Linked DNA regions of Homo sapiens: region 2 is linked to region 1. Evidence: chromatin loops called from intact Hi-C (ENCODE). Cell type or tissue: heart right ventricle. All regions are shown on one strand. Links, peaks and the distances in the headings refer to the core of each region. The heading gives the core; the rest is flanking DNA. Region 1 has its middle 88 kb from the start of LINC03125. Region 2 overlaps LINC03125 (long intergenic non-protein coding RNA 3125).

Region 1 (10,156 bases), core at 882-8,881:
AAACAACAACTCTCTATTCCCCTTTCCCCAAACACCAATTGTTTTTTAAGATTTATTCTTGTTGACAATGCATGAATAGCATGTTTATTTTAATCAATGTGTAGCATTCCAGTATATGAATATGTCATACTTTATCTATTTTGCTATTGGTGGATATTTAGGTCATTTCAGTTTTTACTTGTTGCAAATGGTGCTTTAAAAAAAACCACACCATGTATATTTCCTATTGTGCATGCATTTCAGAGATTGATACCTAGATTTTCTACAATAAAGTTTGCTGAGTCATGGGACAAGCTCAATTTTTAATATTATCTGATATTACCAGCTAGCTCTTCAAAGATGTCTCATCAGCAGTGTATACGAATTCACAATTTCCTAGCACACTTTCAACACTTGTTAGTGTAGGATTTGTTAGATTTTTCTTTCTTAAGAATTGAACATTTGGCAGGGTGTGGTGGCTCACACCTATAATCCCAACCTTTGGGAGGCCAAGGCAGGTGGATGAGCTGAGGTCAGGAGTTCAAGACCAGCTTGGCCAACATGGTGAAACCCCATCTCTATAAAAATACAAAAATTAGCTGGGCATGATGGCAGGTGCCTGTAATCCCAGCTCTTGGGGCAGCTGAGGTGGGAGAATCACTTGAACCTGGGAGGAGGAGGTTGCAGTGAGTTGAGATCATGCCATTGCACTCCAGCCTGGGTGACAAAGTGAGACTCTGTCTCAAAAAAAAAAAAAAAAGAATTGAACATATGATATTGTTATAGTGGATAGCTAGTCAAACACAAACAGGGCAGGAGAGGACGTCCACTTCCCCACCAGGAATGCCAGGTGACCATCAGGTGATGGTCAGGTGGTTGTAACACTCCCTCTCTAAAATAATAATTGGTCGCATCCAGTGCTAGGGAAAGGCAGTTTCCCAATAGATAAAAACACCTGTAACTGGTGATTGGCAGCCTCCTAATAAGATCTTAGGAACTGGACGAGTGGGCTCAGGCATGCGGATTAAGAGGCAAAATGAAAAAAAAGCAGGGTTGCAATCCTAGTCTCTGTCAAAACAGACTTTAAACCAACAAAAATAAAAAAAGACAAAGAAGGGCATTACATAATGGTAAAGGGAACAATTAAACAAGAGCTAACTATTCTAACTATATCTGCACCCAATACAGGAGCACCCAGATTCATAAAACAAGTTCTTAGAGACGTACAAAGAAACTTAGACTCCCACACAATAATAGTGGGAGACTTTAACACCCCACTGTCAATATTAGACAGATCAATGAGACAGAAAATTAACAAGGATATTCAGGACTTAAACTCAGCACTCTGGATCAAGTGGACCTAATAGACATCTACAGAACTCTTCACCCCAAATCAACAGAACACACATTCTTCTCAGTGCCACATGGTACTTATTCTAAAATTGGATCACATAATTGGAAATAAAACACTCCTCAACAAGTGAAAAAGAACTGAAATCATAACAATCTCTCAGATCACAGTGCAATCAAATTAGAACTCAGGATTAAGAAAGTCACTCAAAACTACACAATTTCATGGAAATTGAACAACCTGCTCCTGAATGACTTCTGGGCAAATAATGAAATTAAGGCAGAAATCAAGGAGTTCTTTGAAAGCAATGAAAACAAAGAGACAATGTACCAGAATCTCTGGGACACAGCTAAAGCAGTGTGAAGAGGGAAATTTATAGCACTAAATGCCCACATCAGAAAGCTAGAAAGATCTCAAATCAGCATCCTAACATCACAATTAAAAGAGGTAGAGAGGCAAGAGGAAACTAATCCAAAATTCTCTGAGCTAATTTAGCTCAGAGAAGAAGGAGATAGAGACAGGAAAAACCCTCCAAAAATCAATGAATCCAGGAGCTATTCTTTTGAAAAAATTAACAATATAGACCGCTAGCTAGGCTAATAAGAAGAGAGAGAAGAATCAAATAGACACAATGAAAAATGATAAAGGGAATATCACCACTAACCCCACAGAAATACAAACTACCATCAGAGACTACCATAAACACATCTATGCAAATAAACTGGAAAATCTAGAAGAAATGGATACATTCCTGGACACATACACCCTACCAAGACTAAACCAGGAAGAAGTCGAATCCCTGAAAAGACCAGTAACGAGCTCTGAAATTGAGGCAGTAATTGGTAGCCTACCAACCCAGGACCAGACAGATTCACAGCTAAATTATATCAGAAATAGGTGAGGAACTGGTACCATTCCTTCTAAAACTATTCCAAACAATTGAAAAGGAAGGACTCCTCCCTAACTCATTTTATGAAGCCAGTATTGTCCTGATACCAAAACTGGAAAGAGACACGACAAAAAAAGAAAACTTCAGGCCAATATCCCTGATGAACATTGATGTGGAAATTCTCAATAAAATACTGGCAAACAAAATATGGCAGCACATCAAAAATCTTATCCACCACAATCAAGTTGGCTTCATCCCTGGGATGCAAGGCTAGTTCAACATATGCAAATCAATAAATGTAATCCATCACATAAACAGAACCAACGACAAAAACCACATGATTATCTCAATAGATTCAGAAAAAGCTCAGCCTTTGATAAAATTCAACATCCCTTCATGTTAAAAACTCTCAATAAACTAAGTATTGGTAGAACATATCTCAAAATAATCAACCCACAGCCAATATCATATTGAATAGGGAAAAGCTGGAAGCATTCCCTTTGAAAGCCTATACAAGACAAAGATGCCCTGTTTCACCACTTTTATTCAACATAGTATTGGAAGTTCTGGCCAGGGCAATCAGGCGAGAGAAAGAAATAACGGGTATTCAGATAGGAAGAGAGGAAGTCAAATTGTCTCTGTTTGCAGACAACATGATTCTATATTTAGAAAATCCCATCATCTCAGCCCCAAAACTCCTTAAGCTGATGAGCAACTTCAGCAAAGTCTCAGGATACAAAATCAATGTGCAAAAATCACAAACATTCCGAGCCAAGTCATAAATGAACTCCCATTCACAACTGCTACAAAGGGAATAAAATACCGAGGAATACAGCTAACAAGAAATGTGAAGGACCTCTTCAAGGAGAACTACAAACCACTGCTCAAGGAAATAAGAGAGGACACAAACAAATGGAAAAACATTCCATCCTTTTGGGTAGGAAGAATCAATATTGTGAAAATGGCCACACTGCCCAAAGTAATTTATAGATTCAGTGCTATTCCCCTCAAACTACCATTGACATTCTTCACATAATTAGAAAAAACTACTTTCCATTTCATATGAAATCAAAGAAGACCCTGTATAGCCAAGACAATCCTAAGCAAAAAGAACAAAGCTGGAGGCATCACGCTACCTGACTTCAAACTACACTACAAGGCTACAGTAACCAAAACAGCATGGTACTGGTACCAAAACAGACATATAGACCAATAGAACAGAGACCTCAGAAATAACACCATGCATCTACAACCATCTGGTCTTTGACAAACCAGACAAAATCAAGCAATGGAGAAAGGATCTCCTATTCAACAAATGCTGCTGGGAAAACTTGCTGGCCATATGCAGAAAACTGAAACTGGAGCCCTTCCTTGCAGCTTATGCAGAAATTAACTCAAGATGGATTAAAGACTTAAATGTAAAACCCCAAACCATAAAAACCCTAGAAAGTGATTCAGTGCAGCTCCAAAGCTCCCTGAAGCTTAGGCCCACAGACAATACAATTTTGTCCTAAGTCTATTAAAGTTTGACCACAGGACTCCACACTCAATTCCCTGCTTGTCACAGTCTGTGCTCTGAATTTTACATACGGTTGCTTCTTATGTTGGGATTTTAATTATAATGTCTTTGCTAGAGAACTTGCAAGAAGAAAGATGAAAATAAGATGTTGTCTTGACAACAAGGACACTGGGGCCTGACAGTGTTTTCCATGGAATCTGTAAAATTCATTCTGTGCACTTTCCACACATAACCCTTGGTGGAGATGCTCCATGCATGGAGTGTCATGGGAGAGGTTATATAACCCGGTATTAGCACCATTCCTAGCCAAATATAGCCTTCCCCACTTATTTTATTTTTAACTCTTTGAACAATGACTTCATATTCATAAGGCAAATAATAAGATTTTCTGTAGGTGGCAAATCTGGAGAAAACATGTTTTTTCCTAGACCCGAGAGGGAAACACGCTGTCCCAACCCCAGGCATCCTGGAAATGCAGCCTAGCCACCTCCCTCACTTCTACCTCTGTCAGCTTCCTCCTGACAGTGGCATAAAAGTGCCAGAAACTTATTTTTGCATCAAAACAAAGCTCAGCTATGGCATATAAGGCCGATGTTCTTGGTCTGGCATGTCCTTGTGTCTCTCTGTACTCTGTAGTTGACATGGCCAGATGTGTTTTTCTGAAACAGTGTCTTTTGGAAGTTTACCTGGAATCCTGCTCTTTTGCCTAGGAGACACTCAGGAAGGGACTTCAGGCTTGCAGAAATGTTTGGCCCTAAAAGGACAGTTCCACCTTTCTCTCCTGGACTTATTGCAGGTCAATTAATTGACACTGTCACTGGAAGGCCATACCTCTTTCAATGGACTATGTATTACTCAATCGAGTCTAGGCTTACCTGCACTGCTAGGTAAAAAGTGTAGAAAGATTAAACTTGTTCATCAGTTTCTCACAATATTCTGTCAACTGAATGTATGCATGTAGTCGTTAAGGATTTAAAAAGGTATGCGGACTGAAAAAATATTACTATAAAGTACACTGTAGGGACAACTGATAAAATTTAAATGGATACTGTGGATTAGATAACAGTATTGCATCAATGTAAAATGTTCTGATTTTGGTAATAATACTATAGGTATGTGTATAAGAAATTGTCTGTATTTTTAGAAATCATACTGAAGTAATCATCAGTAAATTAGGGAATATTTCTCCAACTTAACTCTCAAATAGCCAAGGAAAAGTCTGTCTTTTTCTCTCTTGCTTTCATTGCAAATGGAGAAATAGGTAATTAATTGGTGAATCTGGGAAAATGGCAAAACAGAGATCCTTGTACTATTTTTTGCAATTTTTTTAAGCTTAAAATTATATTGAAGTAAAAAGTTAACCAAAACCAGATGTGTTTTGGAGAAAGCAACTATAAGGTGTGTGTATAACCAGGATGGCCTGCTCCAAGTGGAGCGTAAACGCAATCCTGCTGTTTATTTTTCAGCCACTAAAATTTTATTGTCCTTATGCGTCTTAATGCCTTAAAGGCAGGAAGGACAACATCCCTTCCTTGAGCCACCATAGGGCTTATAAACAGAAGAGGGTCAGTCTTCACACCTAAGTGGGGAAAAACCTGCACCTACTCCATTACTACCATTCCTTCTTCCTGCCACACGGTGTCGCTGTTGGAGACGGAGCGCACAGATTCAGCAGTGCTGTGCTGGCCCAGGGCCGGGCAAATGAAGCCTTGGGTTTGCATGGAAGCTAACATGGAAGCTGTGGGCTGTAGAATGGGGAGGGAGACTGACGCCCTTGTGGGAAATAGTGGCAAGGCTTCAAGTTGTTGGAATAGCTTTGACCTTGATGGAGGGGTAGGTTTATTTAGGAAGAGAGGAATAGGGAGCAGCACACAGAGGTCCCTGCTGTGTACAGAGCAGTAGGTTGAAAATGAACCCAGTGTGTGATGGTCAGGAGCAGAGTTCTTACAGACAGGACAAGGGGCTGCTTCTTAGAGTCTTTGGTAGTTTGGGTTCCTGGAGCTGTTTTCTTGTTTGTAAGCTGTGCCCTGGCAGGTACTTGATAATATGCAAGGAATGAAAGATTTTGCAGCAGCTAGGTGTTTACCATAGCATATGGCAGAACTGGCTGCAATCTTTCACCACTCTCTATATCTTGACCTTTGCAATATGACTTGGCAGCTCCACTGACTTACTCCCCACTAGAACCTGAGCTGACCTCATGACTTGTTTCAGCCAGTGGAATGAGGTAGAAGGGGTTCTGGGTCAATTCTGAGACTGCACCTCAATATGCCTTGAGTGCTTTTGCCTCGTTTCTTGGAACCATGTCCAGCTTCCATGTAAACAAGCCCCTCCTAGCCTGCTGGAGGGTGAGAGGCCACAAAAGCAGAGATGAGCTGTCTGAGCTGAGGCCATCCTCAACCAGCCAGCCCTCAGCTGGCCCAACAGCTGCTGCCTATGCATGAGTCAGCCAAGCTCGGATTGAAAAATGCCCAAATTGTGAGAGGGATGCATGGTTTTGGTGCTTAACCTTGAACAAAATGCCAAATAACAGACCTCACCCCCCTCTACAGAGAAAGATGTCCACTTCCTAATCCCCAGAATCTGTGAATATGTCACCTTCCATAGGAAAAGGGCCTTTGTGAATGTGATGAAGTTAAGGGTCTTGAAATGGGGAGAGAGCATCCCAGACTATCCAGGTTGGCCCAATGCAATCACAAAGGCCTTGTTAGAGGGACATGTGGAGGTCAGACAGAAGACAAGTTATGGCAACAGACAGAGACTGGAATGATGCAGCCCACGAATGCCAGAGGCCTCTAGCAGCTGATAAGGCAAAGATCAGATTCTCCCTGCAGCCCCTAGAAGAAGCCAGCCCTGCAGATGCTTCAATTTTAGCCCAGGAAGACTCACTTTGGACTTCTGGCTCACAGAACTGTAAGAGAATAAATGTGTAGCTTTTTTTTTTTTTTTTTTGAGATGGAGTTTCTCTCTTGTCGCCCAGGCTGGAGTGCAATGGTGCAATCTCTGCTCACTGCAACCTCCGCCTCCTGGGTTCAGGTTTGACTGATTCTCCTGCCTCGGCCTCCCAAGTAGCTGGGATTACAGGTGTATGCCACCACGCCCAGATAATTTTTTGTATTTTTAGTAGAGATGGGGTTTTACCATGTTGACCAGGCTGGTCTCGAACTCCTGACTTCAGGTGATCCAACTGCCTCGGCCTCCCAAAGTGCTGGGATTACAGGCATGAGCCACCGCACCTGGCCAAATGTGTGGCATTTTAAGTCATTAAATTTGTGGTAGTTTGTTACAGGGGCAATAGGAAATGTGGTGGCTTGTTAGGCAGTAAAAACTGACTGATAGCCTTGTGGAAGCCTTAAGACAAGAAAGAGAAAAGGGTGGTGCTAACACAGATGAGAAGGGTATGTGCTTAGAGGCACCAATAAGTAATGCTTTAGCAGATATTTTGAGGAAAATGTTTTTCAGGATACCTGCTTTAAAAAAATATATAAGAGACATTCATTTACTGGTGAATCTCTTGGTTAACAAGCATCTATGTATTATGTGCTGGATGGAGGAAGAAGACTCAAAGACAAATGAAACTTTTTCCATGCCCTTATGAAACTCATGATTGCCCCACTCAGAGCTTGTCCTTTATGAAGTTGGGCCGGATGCAGGGGCTTGTCCTTAAAGGAGCCTCACAGCACTTCCTGATGAGCCTGGCCTCCCCTCCTCACCCCTCACCTCTCCTCGCACACTCTGGCTCCCTTTACGCCAGCCTCTCTGTTCCTCGATCCTTGGTGCATTTTTCTCTCCTTTTTTGTCTCTGTCCCTCTATCCTTGGTGCATTTTTCTCTCCTTTTTTATGTGATGAACAGTAGAGGCCCAAGTTTTCCATCCGCACCTTCCCCCAAGCTGAGCCTTAGTCTCTCGCCCTTGGCTTGGCACACGCATGACAACTCCTTGCAAAAGGACTCCTTTATTCGAACGGGTCGCCAGGACCACCCCAGCCTCTTCTGAAGATGTGTCCCCCGCAAAGCCCTGCCCCAGCCTGCCCTCACTTCCTACACAAAGGCCTGGACAGCAGTCACAGCTGGGGTTGGGCCCCAACATGATCCACGTGGTCTGAGACATTCTCTGATAGCCTCATGAGCAAAGTGCCACGGGGACGTGGAGAGGGCGGGGATGTCTTCTTCCCAGGGCCAGGGAAAGCTTCTCCCGAGAGGGCACAGAGAAAGCTTTTTTACAGCAGGTAGCTGGGACAGGGAAGGGCTTCCACCTACAGGTAAAGCAGGGCAGAGGTGCAAAGGCACAGAATGACACAGTATCAAAGGGCAAGCCTCAAAAGCTAACATATGATTCCCCCACAAATATTTTGGTATCAAATATTTACTTAGTTCATTAGTGAGAGAACTAAAATGATAAAGCTGGTTCAAAGGACTGGAAAAACTGACAGTGCATATCAGAATGAGAGAGTCCAATGATAAAGTCAGATACGCGACTGATTAATGTCCTGTAGGACAATGGAACCACTATCTTTCAGGTTATTTACTCTGCCAGCAGAAAGGGTTGCAATGTATCAATATTCAACAAGTTAACATCCAACTTCATAGAGTCTGGTCCTTAACCAACAAACAATTTAATTTTTTAGTGCGATGTCACCCTAAAACTCAGCAGCCTAAACCAGCACACATTTCTTGTGTTGCACAGTTTCTGAGGGTCTCTATGAGGTTTCGGTCAGGCTGTGAGCCTGGGCTGCAGTCTTCAGAAGGTGCTTCACAATCCGCTTCCAGGCTTACTCAGGTGGCTCTTGGCAGAGGCTCCAGATCTTCTCTGCGTGAAGGGGGCCTCTCTGTACGGCTGGTCACAAAACCTGGTGGCTCCTTCCCCCAGGGAGTGATGAAAAGGGACATGGGGAGGGAGGGGAAGGGGGAGGAGTCAAGATGAAAGCCACAGTCTTTTTATAACCTAATCTCAGAAGTGGCAGCTCATCACTTCCTTTGTGTTCTGTTCTCTAGGTGTGAGTCTCTAGGCCTAGCCCACTCAAGGGGAGGGAAACTAAGTTCTACCCTTTGGGGAAGGATTATCAGAGTGTGTGGACATTTCTTAAAAACCACCATATTACCTCCCCTAGGAAATCTGGTCACTCTCAGGCAGGCCTACTTGGCAGCCAATGCTCTGGTGTGGCTGTCAGAGGGTCACATAGTAATCTTTTGACTCATCCCCATGTTTTGGGTAATTCTTCATAACAAAGGCATATTTAGTGACACCAGGTCATCCAGCAGGATTGGGCAGAATAGGAGAAGAGACAGGCTAAAAGGACAAGCTGGCAGGGTGGGAACGGGCCTGGAATACTGGAATATCTTGTCACATGGGGACACTCTCCTGTGGCCTTAGTGTGGGCTCCGGGGCTGGTTGGGAGTTGGCACGGGAGGCCAGGTGGAGACCTTGGCTTTGGAACCTGCAGGAAGGCTGTGGGGCAAAGGGAACAGGGAGCTTTTGAAGGAAATGCTGGGGTGGGAATCGGCCAGGCCTGGGGCTGACTCACAGCCCTACTGAGCATCACAGAGCGAGCAGAGGAGAGACAGGAGGGCAGAGGTGGAGGCACTGTGTGGAGCAGGGAGAAGACTGGTGCATCGCAGTGCCCCCCAAGACCTCCATTTCTGCATGCAGGGTAAAGGTGTGGGATTTTGAAGGGGAGCTGAGAAGAGTGTTTGGCAGGTGACTGAACAAATGCCAGGTGGCCCGGGCTATGAGTTGGCCAATGTCTTGGGTGTGGGACTCTTAGAGCAAGCCTGGATCCCTCCTCTCTTTGGGGAGCTGGAAGAGCAGGCTCCTTCTGGGACAGAGGAGTAACAGAAGCCCTAGTGACTGGAGGGCAGCTCTGCCCAGCAGCTGGGAACTAGTAACAGGCAACGCGCCTGTCAAGACCAAAAGATATGGAATTAAAAACACACCAAGAGCTTGCAGGCAGTGGGGCCAGGCAGCAGGAAATTCTGTCTCCTATATAAGGTGGAGTTGCTTCCTGTGGGGGCTAGACGAGTGCTTCCGCCTAAGCACATGCTGGAGCAGGTGGCTCGGATGCAGGGAGCGCAGGTGGATACGCAGTGCCATGGTGCCTTGCATCCAGCTGGTGGAAGTCTCACTCCCCAGCTCTGGGACATGCCCGTCCAGAAAACACAGTGACAATGACTGATACCACACGTAGCGCAGCCTTAGTATTTGGAAGAACAAGAAATACTTGCAGTCTGCACACACCACACCTTGTGGTACCACTGGACAGGAGGTCGTGTCCATTGGACTTGATGACATGTGTTTATGTGGTCACCCTGAAAGCAGACTCAAGACACGGTGTTGGGGGTGGGCGGCGCACCTGCGAGGTGATCCCAAAACGCAGGTGTGAGGAGGTGGGGAAGTGAGATGGGAGGGGAGGAACATCTGA
Region 2 (10,156 bases), core at 651-8,650, 57 kb after region 1:
ACTGCAAAAACATGCCATATTGTAAAGACCATCGATGCTAGAAAGAAACTGCATCAATTAACGGGCAAAATAACCAGCCAACTTCATAATGACAGGATCAAATTCACACATAACAATATTAACCTGAAATGTAAATAGGTAGTATGCCCCAATTAAAAGACACAGACTGGCAAATTGTATAGAGTCAAGACCCATCAGTGTGCTGTATTCAGGAAACCCATCTCACGTGCAAAGACACACATAGGCTCAAAATAAAGGGATGGAGGAAGAGCTACCAAGCAAATAGAAAGCAAAAAAAAGCAGAGGTTGCAATGCTACTCTCTGATAAAACAGACTTTAAACCAACAAAGATCAAAAGAGACAAGGCCATTACATAATGGTAAAGGGATATATTCAACAAGAAGAGCTAACTATCCTAAATATATATCCAGTGAATACAGGAGCACCCAGATTCATAAAGCAAGTCCTTAGAGACCTACAAAGAGACTTAGACTCCCACACAATAATAATGGGAGACTTTAACACCCCACTGTCAACATTAGACAGATCAACGAGACAGAAGGTTAACAAGGATATCCAGGACTTGAACTCAGCTCTGCACCAAGCAGACCTAATAGACATCTACAGAACTCTCCACCCCAAATCAACAAAATATACATTCTTCCCAGTGCCACATCACACTTATTGTAAAATTGACCACATTTTAAAGTAAAGCATGCCTCAATAAATGTAAAAGAACAGAAATCACAACAAACTGTCTCTCAGACCACAGTGCAATCAAATTAGAACTCAGGATTAAGAAACTCACTCAAAAACACACAACTACATGGAAACTGAACAACTTACTCCTGAATGACTACTGGGTAAATAACAAAATGAACAACTTCAGCAAAGTCTCAGGATACAAAATCAATGTGCAAAAATCACAAGCATTCCTATACACTGATAACAGACAAACAGAGAGCCAAATAATGAGTGAACTCCCACTCACAATTGCTACAAGGAGAGTAAAATACCTAGGAATCCAACTTACAAGGGGTGTGAAGTTGGAGAACTACAAACCACTGTTCAACAAAATAAAAGAGGACACAAACAAATGGAAGACCATTCCATGCTCGTGGATAGGAAGAATCAATATTGTGAAAAAGGCCTTACTGCCCAAGGTAATTTATAGATTCAATGCCATCCCTGTCAAGCTACCAATGACTTTCTTCACAGAATTGGAAAAAACTACTTTAAAGTTCATATGGAACCAAAAAAGAGCCCACATTGCCAAGACAATCCTAAGCAAAAATAACAAAGCTGGAGGCATCAAGCTACCTGACTTCAAACTATACTACAAGGCTACAGTAACCAAAACAGCATGGTACTGGTACCAAAACAGATATATAGACCAATGGAACAGAACGGAGCCCTTAGAAATAACGCCACATATCTCCAACCATCTGATTTTTGACAAACCTGACAAAAACAAGAAATAGGGAAAGGATTCCCTATGTAATAAATGGTGCTGGGAAAACTGGCTAGCCATATACAGAAAGCTGAAACTGGATCCTTTCCTTACACCTTATACAAAAATTAATTCAAGATGGATTAAAGACTTAAATGTTAGGCCTAAAACCATCAAAACCCTAGAAGAAAAGCTAGGCAATACCATTCAGGACACAGGCATGGGCAAGGACTTCATGACTAAAACACCAAAAGCAATGGCAACAAAAGCCAAAATAGACAAGTGGGATCTAATTAAACGAAATAGCTTCTGCAAGGCAAAAGAAACTTCCATCAGAGTGAACAGGCAACCTACAGAATGGGAGAAAATTTTTGCAATCTACCCATCTGACAAAGGGCTAATATCCAGAATCTACAAATAACTCAATCAATTTTACAAGAAAAAAACAAACAACCCCATCAAAAAGTAGGCAAAGGATATGAACAGACACTTCTCAAAAGAAGACATCTATGCAGCCAACAGACACATGAAAAAATGCTCATCGTCACTGGTCATCAGAGAAATACAAATCAAAACCACAATGAGATACTATCTCATGCCAGTTAGAATGGCAGTCATTAAAAAGTCAGGAAACTACAGATACTGGAGAGGATGTGGAGAAATAGGAACACTTTTACACTGTTAGTGGGAGTGTAAATTAGTTCAACCATTGTGGAGGACACTGTGGCAATTCCTCAAGGATCTAGAACTAGAAATACCATTTGACCCAGCCATCCCATTACTGGGTATATACCCAAAGGATTATAAATCATGCTACTATAAAGACACATTCACATGTATGTTTATTGTGGCACTATTCACAATAGCAAAGAGCTGGAACCAACCCAAATGTTCATCAATGATACTGGATTAAGAAAATGTGGTACATATACACCATGGAATACTATGCAGCCATAAAAAGTATGAGTTCATGTCCTTTGTAGGGACATGGATGAAGCTGGAAACCATCATTCTCAGCAAACTATCACAAGGACAGAAAACCAAACACCGCATGTTCTCACCTACAGGTGGGAATTTAACAATGAGATCACTTGGACACAGGGTGGGGAACATCACACACCAGGGCCTGTCAGGGGTTTGGGGGCTGGGGGAAGGATAGCATTAGGAGAAATACCAAATGTAAATGACGAGTTGATGGGTGCAGCAAACCAACATGGCACATGCATACCTATGTATCAAACCTGTACGTTGTGCACATGTACCCTAGAACTTAAAGTATAATAATATTAAAAAAAGAAAGTCTTTGGGGATGAAAAAAATTCTAGGCCCTCAACCAACACATCTTCCCACCTTCTGGCAAGGAGGGGACAGAAGGGCTAATTCCCAGTGTCTCTTTGCTGCAGTGGGGCCTGGGTCACAGTGAGGATACCGGAGCTCAGGAGCAGGAGGCAGGTGCATGGCCTCCACCTTGCAGAGGGGATCGCATGTTGGCCCAGTCTTCCTAGATAGGCCCAAGGCTTCTAGCAATCTTCCCAGTGCTGAGTTGAGCACTGTCTGCCTGACCTCAGGTACAATCCTGGTTTCTTTTTCTTTCTTTTTTTCTTTAACAACAACACTTGGTGAATGCTCGCCCGCCTCTAGGGTTAGGGAAAGAATGCTCCCTCCCATCATCTGTCTGCAGCTGCTGTGACTGTCCCCAGCCATGGGGAGGGCCTCCTTCTCTAGAACAGTGAAGGCGTCCTCAGGCAACCTCAGGGAAGGGGAGGGGCTGACCTGGGCCCCAGTGTCCCATCAGCTGCCTGGAGTTCTTCAGGTTCCAAGGAGAGGCTGGGCTGGGTCTCCTGGGCAGGCCTCCTGGGTGGCTGTCAGCTGGACAGTCCTCCACCCCTCACCCAGCACAGCGATGGAGCCTCAGCACGCAGTGTGTGGTCCAGGATTCGGAGCAATAGACTGAGGAAGGGGGCTGGGCGGGGAGAGAACGTCACTTCCTGAGTCCCACGCACCATCCACTCAGCAGCTGCTGAGGCCCGTGGCTCACCTTTGACCCTCACTGTGACCTGGCTGATCTTTCGGAAAGGTTGGTCCAGGCAGCTGGCAATATCCAGGAAGTGGGCTCTGGGGACAGCAACTGCAGAGATGCTTACATGCTGTTTTATCTAGAAAGCAAAGAATAACATTAGAAAAATAAAGTAGATTTCCTGCTCTTAGCTGATTATAACTCCTATTACTGTGCTTTCAGCAGGGCCACCCTCAGACTCAGGCCCTGCTCATCTCCAGCTAGAGTTCCCTATGTCCCAGCAGGGAGGCTGCACAGCTCACAAATGCCCTGTCTCTCTCCTTGGGGTTGTTTCCCAGAACCTCTGCTCTTCCTGCTCTGGGAGGGATGACTCAATGAGGACAGCTTTTGGTATTTGCAGCGGCAGACTGAACCCCAGCCACCATCCTTGAGCTCTTGTTTGTGTCATAAAGGGTGCTCCACATGCTCTCAGAGAGGTCTGGGCTCATGGCAACTGTCCAACAGCAGCCCAGGTCAAAGCATAGATGTGGTGCAAAACCCACCTGCAGGTGAGGATGGTGCTGGGAGAGCCTTCCTGGAAGACTTGATGGCAGAGCTGGGGTTTTGAGGGATGAATAGGAGTTTACTGGGGTGGAGGTGAGCATGGGAGGGGAGAAGGAAGACATTACAGGCAGGCCATAGAACATGTTCAGTGACACAAGACAGGCCATTGTGTTGAGGAAATGGAGCCATAGGAGGGTGTTTCATAAAACAGTAGATGGGTCTGAGCAGAATACACTCAGGACAGTGTCTTCCCTTTTTCTAGGAATGCCCTCCTCAGCCCACCATTCAGATAACAGGTTCTTCCTGTTATCTTCCTCTCTTCCCAGCCACTGTATTGTTTGTCAGTTTGAGCTCCTCTACCTGTCCTGATCAGGTAAATTTACTTATCAGCATAACCAAATCCTTCTTACATTTTACACCGTGGACTTCGAATCAGCCAATGCTTGCTGGGGGTGTCAAGACCTCTTATATGAGTTATTTCACCAGATTCTCAAGTTTGTCTATCCATGAGAAATGAGTTTGTGAGAAAATGGAGGCTCAAATATATGACTTGTTTAAAGCTAGATAGCCAGGAAGTAGAGAAGCTTGGTCTTGCAACCTGACTCTTGGATAAAGTCTAACATTTTCTCACCATGCATACCTACAGCTATTTTAGTGTCAACAGAAGGTCACTGTAAATGGGGAGAAATTTGCCACAGTACCTGCAAGTGAGGCCAGTCCTGCAAGTCCAAGTTCAAAGAGCTGAGACAGTGGTGGCCACAGCTGATATTTTTTGAATGCCATCACTGTGTGTGTGCGTTCTATAATTTACTCCTCATAATCCAATGATGTGATGTGTCTTTATTTCCCCTCTCCAGGTGGAAACACAAGGTTATCTGAGGGAAGCAACTTCATGGGCTTTGCCATGCCTGCCCCAGCACAGGAGGGCAGTGCTGAGCTAAGGGCTCTCCCCCACTGCCCCTGCAGGATCCAGACACCCAGCAGCTTGCTAGATAAGCAGGCAGATAAGCAACTGGATCCTGCCATTGTTTCCCTTAGCGGAGGAAGAGGAAGACGGACAGCCCACAGCCCCTCTGCCTGCCAACAGTGCTGCCTTCTTCAACATTCAGCCCAAAGCAAGCAGTCTAGATTTGCTCTGGCTGGGAGAAAAAATAAACACAGAAACTGTGAACCGATATGTTAGGTTGCTAAGGAAAGAGCTGCTTACAGCTTGGGGAGCTGAAAGGACACTCACTTTTTGTCTCATCTTTTAACTCTTTCTTCTTCAGCATCATTAAGGGTGCTCCTGGGATCACTGCTAGGAAGGGACGAGAAAGACACAGAGCAATGTAGAGGGAGTGGCAGGCTGTGATGCTGACTCTGCTGAGACCCCTTCCCATTCTATGGGGACTTTGAAGGCTGAGACAACCCTTCAGAGTTGTCTTGGAGGGACAAGGGGCCCAGACCCTCATGGGCCACATTGAGCAGTCTGTGGATGCCATCCCCAGAAGAAGGCGTAACTTTGGATGGGGGCTCTCTCCAGGCCAGGCAATCATGGAGGAACTGACCATGCAGCTGAGGGCTCTGGAGCTGGGGCTATGCTCTTCATTCCTGAAGGGGGTTTGAGGGATGCATCAGTTACAGGGTCCTCTGCACACCTCCCCTGATATCTCGACATCTCTTAAGGTTTGAGTCATGTCTATTAGGAATTGGAAGCTCTCTGCTTCTCTGCAGATGCCCTGGTGGCCTCCCTAGACATCGTTCTTTGGTAGCATCACCACCTTTGTCCACCCAGGGTCACAGAATTTTGCACGGAAGCTCCACTGGCTGAAATTCTCCAGGATGACTGTGTGCCTGATCCCACTGGGGAAGCAGAGGTGGATGGGTCAGGCAGCAGCAACCAGTCAAGGTAGGAGGAGTTGCTTCTGGTCTGGTCCAATTAGTAGAACTGGACAGTGCCTTTTGCAGTGTCCAGACAGAAGTACCTAAGGTTCTGTTTGGCCCCAGGCAGGGATGGGAGCATGATGCACCACATGGCATATGGTTCCATGGGCAGTTCTCAGGCATGAGCACTGGTTACCACTGAGTTGAAGCTTTTCTGGCATCTATCTTTGGTCCTAGGAGCATCCTGTGGGCGTAAAGGGAAGTCTGGTCCATTTTTGGGGCAAGCCTTTTTTAAGACTACCATAATAGTCTTCAGATACACAAATACTGAATCTCTGATTCCATCTTGTTCTGTCGTCAGAATCTATAAAGTGGGAGTATGCTATAGTAAGGAAGAGGAGAGGGGAGTTGGAAAGATAACTAAGGACTTATTGGATACCATTTGGATTCTTTTCTCTCAAAATGTGATGAAAACGGCTTTGTTTTTGTTTTCTTTCTTTCTCTTCTTTTCCTTGTTATTCACATATAATGTACATACATAAAGTGTGCAAATTAATAGATCTATAGATCACTTTGTGTGTATTGCCATCTCAACAATATTAAGTCTTCCAATCCATGAACATGGGATGTCTTTCATTTGTTTAGGTATTCTTCAATTTATTTCAGTAAAGTTTTCTAGTTTTCAGTGTACAAGTGTTGCTCCTCTTGGTTAAATTTATTACTAAGCATACTATTTTTTGATACTATAGTAAATTGCATTGTTTCTAAATTTTCATTTCAGGTTATTTATTAATAATGTGTAGAAATAAAACTTTTTTGTTGATTTGGTATTCTGCAACTTTGCTGAATGCTTTTATTAGCTTTAATAGTTTTTTAATGGCTTCTTTGGTATTTTTCTATTTATCAGATTATTTTACCTGTGAATAGAAATGATTTACTTTTTGTTTTTTAATCTGAATGCTGTTGTGAGCTGAATTGTATTCCTCCAAATTCATATTCCTCCAGCACTTCAGAATGTGATTATATTTGAAAACAGATCCTTTAAAGAGGTAAAATGATGCTATATGGGTGGATCCTAATCTAATCTGACTGGTGTCCTTGTAAGAAGAGAAAATTTGAACACACAAGGAGACACCCGGGGTGCACATGCACAGGAGATGACCATGTGAAAAGACAGAAATAAGGTAGTAATCTGCAAGCCAAGGAGAGAGGCCTCAACCTCAAGAGAAACCAACCCTGATGACACATTGATCTTGTACTTCTGGCCTCCAGAACTATGAGAAAATAAATGTTTGTTATTTAAGCCACCCAGTCTTTGCTACTTCGTTGCTGAACAAACTAGCTAAACTAATACAGATACCCTTGTTTTATTTTTGAATAATAACAACAACACTCCAGGAAATTGTGCATTGTCTATTTTGTGCCCCAGGGACCCAAGCCAAGTAACAGAGGACTTTGAAGATATTGTGAAAAAATGGAATTAAAGATAAACATTTATTTCTCAACATAAGCAAGATGAAGAAACTTTTGAAACCAGTGATAAAACCTGTTCAGTCCATCCCTAAAAAAACTGAGGGTCCTGGGAATTTAACCACGTTAATCAGGTTTTTTAAACATTATTCACTGAAAAAAATGAGTGCCCTTTAAAGATTTTTTAATATTAGAGAGAAAAAGACGTAATAAGGAGCCAAACCAGGGCTGTGAGGTGAATGCCTAATGATTTCCCACTGAAAGTGTGGAAATTGCCCTTGTTTAATGAGAGAAATGAGTAGGGGCATTGTCGTGGTGGACAAAGGCTCTCTCATGAAGTTTTTTAAGGCATTTTTCTGCTAAAGCTTTGGCTAATTTTCTCAAAATACTCTTATAATAAGTAGATGTTATAATTCTCTGGCCCTCCAGAAAGTCAACAAGCAAAATGCCTTGAGCATCTCAAAAACTATTGCCACGACCTTTGCTCTCCATTGGTCCACTTTTGCTTTGACTGGATCCTCACCATCTCTTGGTAGCCTTTGCTTTGATTGTGATTTATCTTCAAGATTGTACTGGTAGAGCCATATTTCATCTCCTGTAATAACCCTTTGAAGAAATGCTTCAGGATGGAGATACCATTTGATTAAAATTTCCGTGAAAAGTTCTGTTCTTGTCTGCCGCTGATCTGGGAGCAAGAGTTTTGGCACCCATCGAGTAGAAAATTTACTCAACTTTAATTTTTCAGTCAGAATTGTGTAAGCTAAACTAATTGAGGTGTCTAATATGTTGACTATTTTTGTGCAGTTAATCATTGGTCCTTTTCAATTAGGACATGAACAAGATGAATATTTTTCTCGCAAATTAATGTTGGATGCTCTACTGTCATGGGCTTCATTTTCAGCATTGTCTCATCTGTTCTTAAATGAGTTATCCATTTGCAAACTGCTGATTTCTTTGGGTCATTGTCCCCATGAAATTTTCACAAAGCATCAATGTTTCACCATTCTTCCACTCAAGCTTCACCATAAATTTGATGTGTTTTGGGTCTTTTCTGCTCAGAGACCCTTCTCTCTCTATATAGAGAGCTGTTCCTCTTTCTCTTCTCTTCTGCCTATTAAACTTCTGCTCCTAAACTCCTCGTATGTGTCTATCTCCTAAATTTTCCTGGTGGACAATGATGAACCCCAGAGTATATCCCCCAGACAATGCAGCTGCTTCATATTGGGGACCTCATCTGGGATATCACGGTACAACATTAATCAAAACATGATAAAAGTTACAGGTATCAACTTCTGGACACATCATACTCGAGTCAAACCTAGAAAGCTGATAGAGCAACCTTTGACAGCCCGGATAAACGTCCTGGATACCAATGTGAAGAAATAGGAGATCTTAAGGTGAAAATCATAAAGGATAAATAAATGAGCAAGGGCTGCTCATCCTACTCAGTCCTACTTTTACTTTCCGTCATTTCTACTTTTCCCCTCTAGATGTACTGCCAGATATTAAAACTTACTTTTGATGCATATTTGCAGGAAGGTTTTAATTATCCATGGGATTGCATTTGTAACTTCATAGACCTCCAAAAGGGAAATGTTATATCTTGGCAATTTAGATGAAAATTATCTACTACACCACACTTGCAGGAATTGCGATACTCACTCTATTTGCAATGAGACAAAAGCTGTAACACCTTCTAACTGGAATATCAGACAGAGAGTTTCCATTGCTATAGTATTTTGCTTAATTATTATCCTTACAGCAGAAATAATAGTTACCAACAAAAAGGAAGCATGAAAGTTTTACTATCACTGAGCCCGCAAGGACTTTTTATTGGGTTTGGTAATATGTCATATCCTGGCTATGAAAAGAAGGTTGTAAGGGAAAGAGATTTTATATAAGAAAGGATCTTGGGTGGTAAATACTTGTCTAAAAGAAAATAGTTCGTTGTTTAAAAGAGATGTTTAGGACAAGTCAGAAAGTTTAAGCATGTTGTAGATAGTTTGTGGAAATCTTGAAAAAATTATAAGGATGGATGGTAAATACTTGCCCTAAAAAGAATGGTTGATTGTTTAAAAAGAAGAATATTCAGGACAAGCCAGAAAGTTTTAGCATGTCATAGGTGGTTTGTGGAGGCCATGAAGGAATTAATTGCAGGAAAGATTTAGCTAAGATTAACACTAAAATTACACTAGCCACTCAATTACATATTTCTCCCAATCATATTGCAAGTTATAAAAGATTGCCTTGACCTGAAATTATTCCCTAATGGCAAATCAAGGGGAGAATATATGCTTTTCTCAAATAAAAAAATGTTAAAAAGATAAATAAAATTGATAGACCATCAGCAAGATTAACCAAGAAGAGAGAACATTCAAATAACCTCAATAAGAAACGAAATGAGAGATATTACAACTGATACCACAGAAATACAAAAGATCATTCAAAGCTACTATGAACACCTTTACACACATAAACTAGAAAAACTGGAAGAGATGTATAAATTCCTGGAAAAATACAACCCTCCTAGCTTAAATCAGGAAGAATTAGATACCCTTATCCGACCATTTACAAGCAGCAAGATTGAAATGGTAATTAAAAAATTACCAACACATAAAAATTCAGGACCAGATGGATTTACAGCAGAAATCTACCAGACATTCAAAGAAGAATTGATATCAATCCTTTTGACACTATTCCACAAGATAAAGAGGGAACCCCCAAATTAATTCTATGAATCCAGCATCACCCTAATATCAAAACCAAGAAAAGACATAACCAAAAAAGAAAACTAGTTTTGGGTTGATGAACAT

The links. Peaks named below come from ENCODE experiments on the same cell type or tissue, not always from the same donor. Only the 100,000 strongest peaks of a DNase experiment are listed, where the experiment ranks them.
Region 2: a loop joins it to region 1, with 2.1 times the contacts of the local background. A loop is called at or near these places in 6 of 110 quality-filtered maps.

Annotation. Positions count from the first base shown.
Region 1 is chr20:23,230,833-23,240,988 of GRCh38, reverse strand. No RefSeq gene overlaps it. Among named protein-coding and RNA genes, the nearest start is that of LINC03125, 88 kb to the right of the region's middle. RefSeq lists silencers at 5,263-5,557, 8,570-8,770. In heart right ventricle, for the core only: CTCF peaks have their summits at 5,173 and 5,374 (motif pointing right); a DNase peak (open chromatin) is centred at 5,408.
Region 2 is chr20:23,173,861-23,184,016 of GRCh38, reverse strand. LINC03125 (long intergenic non-protein coding RNA 3125) reads right to left here. Exons shown (of 6, transcript NR_199692.1): 3 at 5,245-5,307; 4 at 2,880-3,606. Among named protein-coding and RNA genes, the nearest start is that of LINC03125, 31 kb to the right of the region's middle. RefSeq lists a silencer at 4,311-4,605. In heart right ventricle, for the core only: CTCF peaks have their summits at 4,739 and 4,939; DNase peaks (open chromatin) are centred at 3,346 and 4,997; H3K4me3 peaks cover 416 bases; H3K27ac peaks cover 4,482 bases.